Regions from separate parts of the Homo sapiens genome. Here regions 1 and 3 are each linked to region 2. The links are chromatin contacts, found by Hi-C or POLR2A ChIA-PET in ENCODE. All regions are on one chromosome and are shown on one strand. The core of a region is the stretch at or near the end of the contact, and the rest is flanking DNA. Distances in the headings are between cores, read along the strand shown.

The links. Hi-C counts contacts between places; a loop is a spot of excess contacts on that map. ChIA-PET counts read pairs that join two places held with the same protein, here RNA polymerase II (POLR2A). Pooled maps may share reads with other maps.
Region 1: POLR2A ChIA-PET joins it to region 2 with 18 read pairs in naive thymus-derived CD4-positive, alpha-beta T cell. The contact joins two enhancer-like sites. POLR2A ChIA-PET finds 5 or more read pairs at or near these places in 2 of 52 experiments (activated naive CD8-positive, alpha-beta T cell and naive thymus-derived CD4-positive, alpha-beta T cell).
Region 3: POLR2A ChIA-PET joins it to region 2 with 11 read pairs in activated CD4-positive, alpha-beta T cell. The contact joins two enhancer-like sites. A Hi-C loop is called at or near these places in 5 of 50 pooled maps. POLR2A ChIA-PET finds 5 or more read pairs at or near these places in 2 of 52 experiments (activated CD4-positive, alpha-beta T cell and activated naive CD4-positive, alpha-beta T cell).

Annotation. Positions count from the first base shown.
Region 1 is chr1:226,464,122-226,467,909 of GRCh38, reverse strand. No RefSeq gene overlaps it. Among named protein-coding and RNA genes, the nearest start is that of PARP1, 58 kb to the right of the region's middle. Within about 2 kb of position 1,494, at least 3 of the 41 ENCODE cell types and tissues checked have a DNase peak (open chromatin) inside an H3K27ac peak, as active enhancers do.
Region 2 is chr1:225,442,747-225,446,306 of GRCh38, reverse strand. No RefSeq gene overlaps it. Among named protein-coding and RNA genes, the nearest start is that of LBR, 16 kb to the right of the region's middle. RefSeq lists enhancers at 1-156, 1,052-1,101, 1,602-1,671 and a cis regulatory region at 958-1,497. Within about 2 kb of position 1,271, at least 31 of the 41 ENCODE cell types and tissues checked have a DNase peak (open chromatin) inside an H3K27ac peak, as active enhancers do.
Region 3 is chr1:226,648,826-226,652,853 of GRCh38, reverse strand. All of the region lies in intron 2 of ITPKB (inositol-trisphosphate 3-kinase B), which reads left to right. Among named protein-coding and RNA genes, the nearest start is that of ITPKB-IT1, 24 kb to the left of the region's middle. RefSeq lists an enhancer at 2,827-2,916 and a silencer at 2,712-3,006. Within about 2 kb of position 2,218, at least 2 of the 41 ENCODE cell types and tissues checked have a DNase peak (open chromatin) inside an H3K27ac peak, as active enhancers do.

The DNA.
Region 1 (3,788 bases), core at 245-2,744, 1.0 Mb before region 2:
AGGAATTCTTGAAGTCTCTATCCTTGTCATTTGTCTCCTCTTCCAACAGTCCCTTCATCTAGGAGGACTGGCGTCCTCCACGATCAGCTGCTCAAGCTTGCATCTTCAGCCCCAATCTCTGCATTTCCAACTGTCTGCTAGACATTTCTCTCTAGGTGTTCCACGGGAACCTCACACTCCACACTGCAGGGAATCTCTCCCCCACATAACCCAGCACTTCCAATTTTGCTTAAGCCATTCAACAAATTCTGCCTTGTAGTTTTCCATTCAACAGGTTACTGAGCATCTGCTAGCTGTCAGACACTGCTCCAAGTGCCAGAGACACCTTAGAGAAGAAAACAAATCCCTTCTCTCATGGAGCTTCCACTCTAGTGAGGAAGACAGATGGTAAACAATTAACTCTGCAATATGGCGGGAGGTGATAAGTTCCTAAAAAAAAATTAAAGCAGAGCAAGAAAATAAAAAAGTGTCAATGGGGTGTGTTGGTTTTTCTCCACATGCTGCCCCTCCTTCCCATCCATTCTCCTCCCTCAGAGCTCTGTGACCCCAAGTGCTGACCCATAATGACTTTCCCTCAAGCTCCCCTGCCCTCTGACTTCTTGTTGGATTCAGCCAATGAGAGGCAGGACGAGGAGATGAGTGAATTGGAGGCAGTGGTGCGCTAGTCAATGTTTATCAGCCAGCTCTCCAGGGAAAAATATGTCCTGATTTGTAGTATTTGCCCATTTCTGTGGTGCAAATACTCCCACCATGAGAGATTCCAAACTGCCATCTTGACACTGGAGTTAGAATGCACTGCATACAATCAGTCCTCATAAACCGGTATGGGCCAGTTCCAATACACCACTGGTGAGAGGGGAGGGAGATCCAGGAGCGTCTTCCTTACTTCCTCCCACCCTCAGTTCAGGCAGGGCTGCATCCCTCGAGGATTACAGCTCTATCCAGAAGAGCCTCTTCCATCATCCACTTGCAACTAGATGCACATACACCATTCCCTTCTCCTACCCCTCCAGCCCAGGATTGGGAATGGCTTCTCAATGACGCTGGTCCCTGGGAGCCTCAGTGTCCCTAGTTAGTTCCCTTTTCCTGCTTCCACCTTTTCCTGAATGCTCTTCAAAATCCCTATGGAACGTACTTTCTGTTTCCTGTGGGACCATGACTCAGGCAGCACGGTGGTCATTTTTTATCAAGTGCACAAGATGGCCTTTCTTGTACTGTAACATTGAGGCAGAGAACTGAGGGAGTGAGACATGGTTTGTGCGGGTCTTGCTTCCCCTCCCCACATTCCCCACGCCCCATGCCTAATAACAATCTTTCCTGTGTTTGATTTCCTGCAGTGCCAATCCCAGTGCCTCACACGGCAACATTTGTTGCATTGTATAGAATCAAGAACATCTACTGCTTTTCTTCTGCTCTCTAAAAAGTGTTCCTTGTTCCTATGAATTTCGCTAATGCTCTTTCATGCTTCCTTTGAATCTTCAGCTGGCCCCATGCCCAGCTAGTCAGTGCTAGTAGGAGGTGGCGTAAAGCCCTCCTACAAAAATTACAGTCCTCTTATAAAAATTGCTGGATTCTGGGCCAGAGTGGATAATTTACACACATTTAGATGATGAATTCAAAAGCCACTAAATCCAAGCCTGTGAAATACAAATCAGCACAATTTGCTGCAATTATATTTAAACTCAATGGAAAGGCCAAATTGGTGAAATGGCATTCCATGGTTTTGCCATCTTACAGAGCAATTCCCACCAGAATTCACGCCTCAGACTCGAGTCTGAGATGATAACATTCCAATATGATTCCTGCATGTCCAATGTTGTTAACCCCAGTGAGCCGAGGCAGGGTGGCTGGATGAGGCCCAAGGTCTATGCTCTCTCCACTACCCAGCTGGGCCCTTTTAGACACCCCATCTGCGGAGGTAAAGTTGACTTGGGAGGGAGAATGGGCTCTTTTTGGAGATTAGGATCAGTGTTGGAATTTGGGCTGAATTTGGAGTTGTGATTGCATTTAGGGTTAAATTTAGGGAAGGGGTTACAGTTAGCAATGAAATTAGAGTTAAGATTCAAAAAAGGATAAGAAGGTTAAAATTGAGGTTAGAGATGGGGTTAGTATTGAAGGGGAGTTAAGACGTTCGGGTTGGTATCAAGGTTAAGGTCAGCATTTGGGCTACAGTCTGGGTGAGGATTAGGATTGGAGTCAGTTACAGTTAATGTTAGGGTTAGTGTTGGGGTTAGGGTTATGGTTAGGGTTAAGGTTAGGATACCAATTGGATTGAAGGATCCTCGCCTTGGCACAATGGGGAGGAGTGCGCAAAACCACATCACGGATGTTATCTTTACAGGCCCAGGGGCAGCATGAACATCAGGTTAAGATTAGGGTTGGTGTGCTGGGCACAGTGGCTCATGCCTATAAGCCCAGCACTTTGGGAGGCTGAGGCAGGTGACTCACCTGAAGTTGGGAGTTCGAGACCAGCCTGACCAACATGGAGAAATCCCATCTCTACTAAAAATACAAAATTAGCCAGGCATGGTGGCGCATGCCTGTAATCCCAGCTATTCAGGAGGCTGAGACAGAAGCATCACCTGAACCCAGGAGGTGGAAGTTGTGGTGAGCTGAGATCACACCATTGCACTCCAGCCTTGGCAACAGGAGCAAAACTCCCGTCAAAAAAAAAAAAAAAGAAGAAGAGTTTAGGGTTGGTATGAGATTGCGGTAGGGTTAGTGTTAAGGAAGGGATGCTTGGATAGGGTATTAATTTGATATTGGTCTGAGGTTATGTATCCGAAATTGGTGGGTTCTTGGTCTCACTGACTTCAAGAATGAAGCCGCAGACTCTTGCAGTGAGTGTTACAGTTTTTAAAGATGGTGTCTCCGGAGTTTCTTCCTTCTGATGTTCGGACATGTTCGGAATTTCTTCCTTCTGGTGGGTTCATGGTCTCGCTGGCCTCAGGAGTGAAGCTGCAGACCTTCATATGAGTGTTACAGCTCATAGAGACAGTGAGAACCCAAAGAGTGAGCAGCAGCAAGATTCAGTACAAACAGCAAAAAAACAAAGCTTCTACAGTGCCCAAATAGATCCTGGCAAGTTGCCACTGCTGGCTCAGGCAGCCTGAGTTTATTGTCTTATCTGACCCCACCCACATCCTGCTGATTGGTCCATTTTACAGAGAGCTGATTGGCCCATTTTACAGAGGGCTGATTGGTCCATTTTGACAGGGTGCTGATTGGTGCGTTTACAAACCTTGAGCTAGACACAGAGTGCTGATTGGTGCATTTACAATCCTTTAGCTAGACACAAAAGTTCTCCAAATACCCACTAGATTAGCTAGACACAGAGCACTGATTGGTGCATTTACAAACCTTGAGCTAGGCACAGAGTGCTGATTGGTGCATTTACAATCCTTTACCTAGACAGCGGGGCTGGAGCATGGCCGGGGCATGGCCACGGACTGCAGGTCCCGAGCCCTGCCCCACAGGGATGCGGCTGAGGCCCAGTGAGAATTCCAGCGAGGCGCTGGGGGAGCCAGGGCAGTGCTGGGGGACCCGGGGCACCATCCACAGCTGCTGTCCCAGGTGATAAGCCTCTCACTGCCCAAGGCCGGTGGTGCCAGCCGGCTGCTCAGAGTGCAGGGCCCACCAAGCCCACGCCCACCTGGAACTCGCACTGGTCCACGAGGGCCGCACGCAGCCCTGGTTCCCATCCGCGCCTCTCCCTCCACACCTCCCCGCAAGCAGAGGGAGCCGGTTCCGGCCTCGGCCAGCCCAGAGAGGGGCTCCCACAATGCAGC
Region 2 (3,560 bases), core at 22-2,521:
AGCTGGACAGATACTACTCAGACATTTTCTCAAATAAGTGTGGCAGAGCCACTCCTCATCTGGTTCTTCCAGTCTTAGTTACCTGCCGAGCCAGGTGTGGCAGGTGTCAGGTACAGGGATCTGGGAGCTCAGAGAGCAGTAGCAGGAGCTTTAGGCTTCAGTTTTTTCTCCCACTTGATGGCCCCAGACGCCTTGGTGAAGTGAAATGCTCCCTGCCTGGGGCTCCAGGATGCCTTCGAGTGACTGCCTTAAGGTTATTGTGTTTTCTTGTGGCTACGCCAGGATGTTCTGCTTCACCAAGCATTTCCATCCTCAATCGTCATGTCCCTACTGAAACTCTGTGTTCTCTTCTCAAGCAATTTTCTGGTAAAAACATTTTCCTGGCTAGCCTGTAAGCATTGCTGTCTAGCTTTTGTGTTAGCACTGATTCAGATGGCCACTACCCACTCTGTGCAGCAGACTTTCAAGACCAAGCAGACTGATAGGCAGGCAGGAGGGTGGAGTTCTCTACCTGCTGGAATGCCCTGAGGCCCAGAGAAGGGATGGACAGGGCATCAGTGTCTCTCCCGTGTCTCTCTTGCCTTCAACCACTGACTCACCCATGTTGTTTCTCACTTAAGTTAAAACACACAGAGGGGCTGTTCTTAGAGAAAGTCTAACTCGGCTGGGCGTAGTGGCTCACGCTTACAATCCAGCACTTTGGGAGGCCGAGGCAGGCAGGTCATCTGAGGTCAGGAGTTTCAGACCAGCCTGGCCAACATGGTGAAACCCCGTCTCTACTAAAAATACAAAAATTAGCTGGGCATGGTGGCGCACACCTGTAGTCCCAGCTATTCAGGAGGCTGAGGCAGAGAATCGCTTGAACCTGGCAGGCAGAGGTTGCAGTAAGCAGAGATCACCATTGCACTCTAGCCTAGGTAACAAGATCGAAACTGTCTTAAAAAAAAAAAAGTCTAACTCTACTTTTGATCAAATTGTATTCTTGCAAACAATTTTGCAAGAAATTGATTGTCTCATTTTGATGCCATGATGACATTTTGGGAAATGTTTCCAAGTTGTTACAGTTTTCTAGCTGCCAGGACCTGGGTGCTTCCTGTGGCAGACAAAGGGTGACTCCGCGCATAGGGTGCCAAGAGGGAGGGCTCCACTCCATTCTGAACTTTTACACATCAGCCTCCTGCAAGATAAGCTTCCTGGTTTTCATATTACAACATGAACCAAACCGCAGAGGTTATGACTTCTCTGTGTTTTAAGCCCTGCCCACTTCCTGCTCACGTGCCTGGTCTGCAACGACCATTTATTTCAGGATGTGAAGTCAAAAGCAAAGCCCAAACAATAGTGAGCGGCTTCTGAGCCAAGCTCGTCAGCCTGCTAACCCACTCAGAACTGCCCCATCTTCAACATGAACAAGTGCTTCTGGAACAAATACCAGCCAATTTCACACAGTCCAGGCCTTTGACATGAAATACGGATCAGCTCTACATTTATGCACGACAATGTCGATTTGTTATCTGTTGGAGTGATTGTATACCTTCGGTGGTAGAACTGAGGTTCCCAGGGGAGCTATTAAGAAAAAAGCTTTTCTGGCACGGGTGCGGTGGCTCACGCCTGTAATCCCAGCACTTTGGGAGGCCAAGGCTGGTAGATCACCTGAGGTCAGGAGTTCGAGGCCAGCCTGGCCAACATGGTGAAACCCCATCTCTACTAAAAATACAAAAATTAGTTGGGCGTGATGGCGCATGCCTGTAATCCCAGCTACTTGGGAGGCTGAGGCAGGAGAATTGCTTGAACCTGAGAGGCAGAGATTGCAGTGAGCCAAGATCGAGCCACTGCACTCCAGCCTGGGTGACAGAGCAAGACTCCATCTCAAAAAAAAAGAAAGAAAGAAAGAAAGAGTTTTTCTGGCTAGGTGTGGTGGCTTATGCCTGTAGTCTCAGCTACTTGGGAGGCTGAGGTGGGAGGATTGCTTGAGCTGGGGGAGTTTGAGGCTGCAGTGAGCTATCACACCACTGCACTCCAGCATGGGTGACAGAGCAAGACCCTGTCTCGGGGGAGAAAAAAAAATGCAAATGCTTTCCTGACAGAACTAAGAGAGTTTGGAACTAGGGTTCTATAAAGTCAGCCCTGGTGTGGGACTTCTGTTATTACAGAGAGTACAGAAAGTGTCCTAAAAGGACAGCTGGGTGGCTGGGCATGGTGGCTCACATCTGTAATCCCAGCACTTCGGGAGCAGAGGTAGGCGGATCACCTGAGGTCAGGAGTTCGAGACCAGACTGGCCAACATGGTGAAACCCTATCTCTACTAAAAATACAGAATTAGCTTGGCATGGTGGTGCATGCCTGTAATCCCAGCTACTTGGGAGGCTGAGGCAGGAGAATCATTTGAACCCAGGAGGTGGAGGTTGCAGTAAGCTGAGATTGCACCATGGCACTCCAACCTGGCCAAAAAGAGCGAAACTCCATCTCAAAAAAAAAAAAAAAAAAAAAAAAAAAAAAGACAGCTGGCCAAACAGCAATAGGCTGATCATGTGTATTTAGCGCACATGGGCACAGCCCATGGCACCAAGGGGGACATCGAGGTCACAGATGAAAAGACTTGCTCTCATAGTGCTTACAGTTTATGAGCCAACAGCCACGTTAAGCAACAGCCTTCACTGGATATATAATTAGGGGTGGGGTAGACACTTTCTACACCAAAGACAACTCTTTAGGCTCCAGATGGGATTCCGGCTGCTCCTGACTGGTCTCTCTTAGTCCTTCATACATCACACACCGTGGACTCTGAGTTACACGCCACTGGTCTCTCTTCCCAGCTCAGCCACTCACTCCGTGTGTCAGCCGGAGCAGGTCATTCAACCATTCTTTCAGTTTCTTCACCTGTGGAATGGGGATAAATGGACCTATCTCACAAGGACATTGAAAGGATTAATAGAGCGATTGCATGCAAAATGCTGGCACCTAGTGGAGTTGTAATCAGAGTAGAAAGACACTATCATGCGTCTCTGTATTCCCAGATACTGGCTGGCCTGCAGCGAGCCACAGCGTTACCATGGGTGGGCCCGTGGGAAGGGGCAAGCATTGACCTAACTCCTCACATTTCCTTATTTTTCTCTCCCCTCTGTTATATCCTTTCTAAATAGTCATTCCAGGATATACAACTCCCTGCCCCTGAACACTTCTGTGGGGTGGCCTGGCTGAGAGCCCAGATTCCCAGGAGAGCCCTGCACGCAGCCAGCTCTCTGTCGCCCCCCTCTCAGGAGAGGCAGGTGGGCAGACCCTGAAACCTAACAGTCCTGAAACGCGCTGAGCATGTCCACGTTACCACAGCAGCCAGGTCACCTCTCCAGGGTGGCATCTTTTCTGCCTCCATTCTTCTTCTTCCTTACCATTTTTTTTTGGCCCTCCGTGTGTGTGTGTGTGTGTGTGTGTGTGTGTGTGTGTGTGTGTGTGTGTTTTGAGATAGAGTCTTGCTCTGTTGCCCAGGCTGGAGTGCAGTGGCGTGATCTCAGCTCACTGCAACATCTGCCTCCCGGGTTCACAGGATTCTCCTGCCTCAGCCT
Region 3 (4,028 bases), core at 969-3,468, 1.2 Mb before region 2:
GCCACCTGCCCCAGGTCTGCCAAAGAGAGGCTCACAGCCCCAGGAGGCCAGCAGGGACCTGCCACACATAGGGAGCTTTGGGAGCACTCCGGGAGGTGTCCACAAGGGATGTCTCGATTCCCCTGATGACTGGGAGGTGATGCAGGAGCAGGTGGCCAGCTCTGCCCTGGGCAGGGGACCAGGTACCCTTTGCCACACCACGTTCAAGGCATTTGAAGGCCACTTTTGTATTTCCTAGAGCTGGGCTTGAGAGGCTGGAGACCTGGGACGGGGTCTGATTTCAGACAGAGAAGAGACAGAGGCTGCTGTGGAGAGCTCACTCTTGAATATCTCCCACAAGGGAGGGCTGGAGGGGCACGGGATAAACCCCTCTGGGTGGGATTCTTCTGGGTTGTCCTCCTTTCTTGCCTTGTTACCTGTCTTATCTGGGGGATGAGGCCTGGAGTCCATTTCTGAGGACTGGGGCTTCCTCCAGCCAGTGCTTGGAGGGAGGGCTGTTAGCCTGTCCGCTCCTGGAAAGCGGCGTGTGCCTGGAGTGGATTTGGTTCCTGAGGCAGATGCTGTGGTCTCCCCGACCATCACAAGGACATTGATTCTCTGGAATCTCCTCCCATCCTTTAGTTCATCTCTGCTCCTAGGGGCTAGGCTGGAGTGGTTGGGGTCACCCTGCAGCCCTCCTTCCCTCCTTCCCCCAGCCTGGACCTGGAAATGGCTTTTTCTGTTTACTGCTTGGCAGTGACATTAGGCACTGCCTGGGTGCTGCTATTTAAAAACCATGGGGAAACCCTGTGTGCTGCTGCTGGCAGAGAGAAAAGAGGTCTCCAGTGCAAGTGCATGGCATTCTCACAAGTGGAATATTCCACGGCCCTCATCCAGGCAGAGCAGCCTTGGGACTGGGGGACTCTCAGGGCCTTGGCCACGTGGGACCTATTTTCATGGTGAAGAAATGGAGGAGGTGTGGGCAGAGGGGAGCCAAGCGGTAAAGGTGCCTGGTTTGGTCAGAGCTCAGCGATGTGAGAGGCTTGTGGATCCTTTGAACTGTCAGAAGACCCCCACCCTGGAGCACCCCCTCCTTTCTAGACCCCTGGTCTTTAGCCTCTGGGAGAGGTCCAAGAACTGGAAGTTTCTTAGCTTCAAATGGCCTTGCAGAGGCTAAGCCACACTGTCTCGCCCAGCATCTGTTCACCTTCCTGGGTCACAGGCTCCCTGCTCACTGTGTCTTGTGGGTCTCTGGAGAGCTGCACCCCAACAGGATGGGCATGACCCTGCCCCAGGCTCCGAGGTCTTTATTGTTCAGAACCTAGGCCAGCAACTCCACCTAGCACAGGACTGACCATTCTTGAAGTAACTTCAGAGACACCTGGGTCCCCTCCTTGAACACAGAGGGCTAAAGACCCTCCCACAGACACCCTGGTACCCACATCTCCTGACAGCTTTATCTCCTGGGAGAATGGGAATCTATGTGTCGCTCTTTTTACAAACAAGGACTAAGAACTTGTTCAAGGTCAGTCATTGAGGAGGAAAAGGGGAGCCGGGACTCGGGCCCAGGTTGGCCTGCCTCAACGCCCCACGCTCTCCCGAGGCCTCGCCTGCTCACCTATCTCCCTCTGTCTGCAGCCCCCATGCCCATAGCAGGTCTGGTTCCCAACCACTCCCAGTTCCAGTCCCCGGGCCTTTGTCCCCACACTCCCGCTGCCAGCTGTAGTCTTCTCTTTCTCTCCACTGAGTCTGGCCCCCAGCTGTCTCTGGTGGGTGCAGCCTCCGTAAGCTCCCTCCTTCTCCACAGTGAGCTGCCTTCTAGGGTCCTGGGACCCTTCCTCCATGCATGCTCATTTGCCTCCTCCTGTATACATAAAATATAAACTGGCACGCTGCAGCTGGGAGAGTAGCCCTCTCTAGTCTTCCTCGGAGGGGCCATTGCTGTTGGGATGAGGGAAGGTCACTTTCCAGGGCCCTAGAGTGTCCATCCATCCAAGGAGCCTGGTATACCAGCTGTCTGTCCCTCACCGGACACAGGAAACTGAGGCCCCAGGAGGGACTGTGAAACAGTGCAATGTGTGTTCTCCCCTGATAGGGACATGGCATGGGTTAGGGCGAGCCCTGGATTGAGACACTCTGGGCTCCCCTCCTCCCACACCACCCCTGAAGCCTGTCAGCCCCTGTCCTCTCTGAGCTCTGCTGCAGGGATGTGACCCACGGGTGGTGACCGGCTGTGCACTCTCCCCCTGGACCCACCGTAATGGCTTCCCCCTGAGCAGGGGCGTCCCCACGAGCCACTGCTGGGCTCATCTTGTGTAATGAGGTTTTTCCATTGTTGCCCTCATGCATTGTGTGCCCTGATTGTTTATGCAGCCTTCTGGGTGCTTAGATAAGAAATGCCTCCGCTGGCTCTAGCCTTCTTTGGCGATCTCCATCAGAAGGATCTAGGAAAAACATCCTTGTCAGTAAAGCCTCGGCCCTTTTGTCACATGGCCTCATGGGGCGCTGCCCTCTCTTAAGAATAGAATTGGTCTTGGCGGTGGGGTGAGAGTTTCTGGGATGGGGATAAGAATTACCAGGTTTAGTAAGGAAGAATTCCTCTCCTTAAATAGATTTTAACTTGAAAACCTGATGACAGAAGCGGCTGAGTCTCAGCAAAGAGAGAAAAAACAAAGGAGGCCGATTTCACCTTGACTTCACCTTGGGGACCCAGCAGCCGCCGCTGACCCCTGAGGGCTGCAGCTGGGCGCTTCGGGGCAAGGAGTGGGAACCACATCTTCAGTGTGTCCCCCTGTCAGGCAGTACCACCCTCATCTCCTCTGCAAGCCACATGGCTTCTGCTCTCCGTGGTTTAGCTGGTCCAGGATCCACTTTCTCAGGAACTCACAATGCTTCTCATTCAGGTTCTCATCGCCCCCCTGAGGACGGGTGTATTTTGGGGACACTTGATCTTCATCTCTGCAGCCTGTTCTTATTAAAGTTCACTTAAGGATATTTTTTCTAAAAATATGTTTTTTTTTTGTTTTTTTGTTTTGTTTTGTTTGTTTTTGCTGGGGAAGAAAAGAATTTTATTAATTTTATTTATTTTCAAGTAGTTGTATAAATGAATGTTTAAATCCCAGCTTCGTCATTTACCTCTCTGAGGCTCAGGCTCCACCAGATGGAAATAGAAAAGAATTGACTTGCATGCTCATTGAGAAAATAAAATAAGATGCTCAATATACCTTAGTTCTCCTTTCTGCCCAAAGGGCCTGCTCTCCCCAAACACACATGCACGCACACACATGCACACGCACACACTCATGCACACATATGTGCATATCACACACGCATGCACACACATGCACACATCACACACATGCACATATCACGCATGCACACACTGATGCACACATATGCACATACATGCACATATCACACATGCACACACACGCACACATACGCACACACTCATGCACATATCACACATGCACACACACTCATGCACACATGCACACAATCACATGCACACATGCACATATATCACATATGCACACATACGCACACACTCATGCACACATATGCACACACACATGCACACACACGCACACACACATGCACACTCCCAGTCCTGGCTGTTTTCACTGAAGAAACATCCTGAGAGGGCGGAGCGCGGTGCAGAGGAGAGAGCTGTGGGCTTGCTCCCTCCTGTGTGACCTGAAGCCATCGGTGCAGGTTCTGTTCTGAGGAATTTCTTTAAAGTCTCTCTTCAAACCACTCGCAGGCAAGAGGTGCCTCTGGTGCCTCCGCATCTACGAATTGAATATGAACTAATGTGGTGCGGCTGGGTGGTTGTGTCCTCTCCAGCCTTCCTTGGAGGGGTCGTTGCTCTTGGGACAGGGGAGTTCCCCTGAGCATTTTGCTCAGGCTGTTTGTTAAATGGGGTAAAGCCACCTCCCACCATGTGCCGCATAGGTGATGGTGGTGGCAAGGTCCTCAGAGCCCGTCAAGGGCCCTTCCCATCTTGTGGCCACAGGCAATGAGGGCCTTTGCTTTGAATTTGTCCTAAC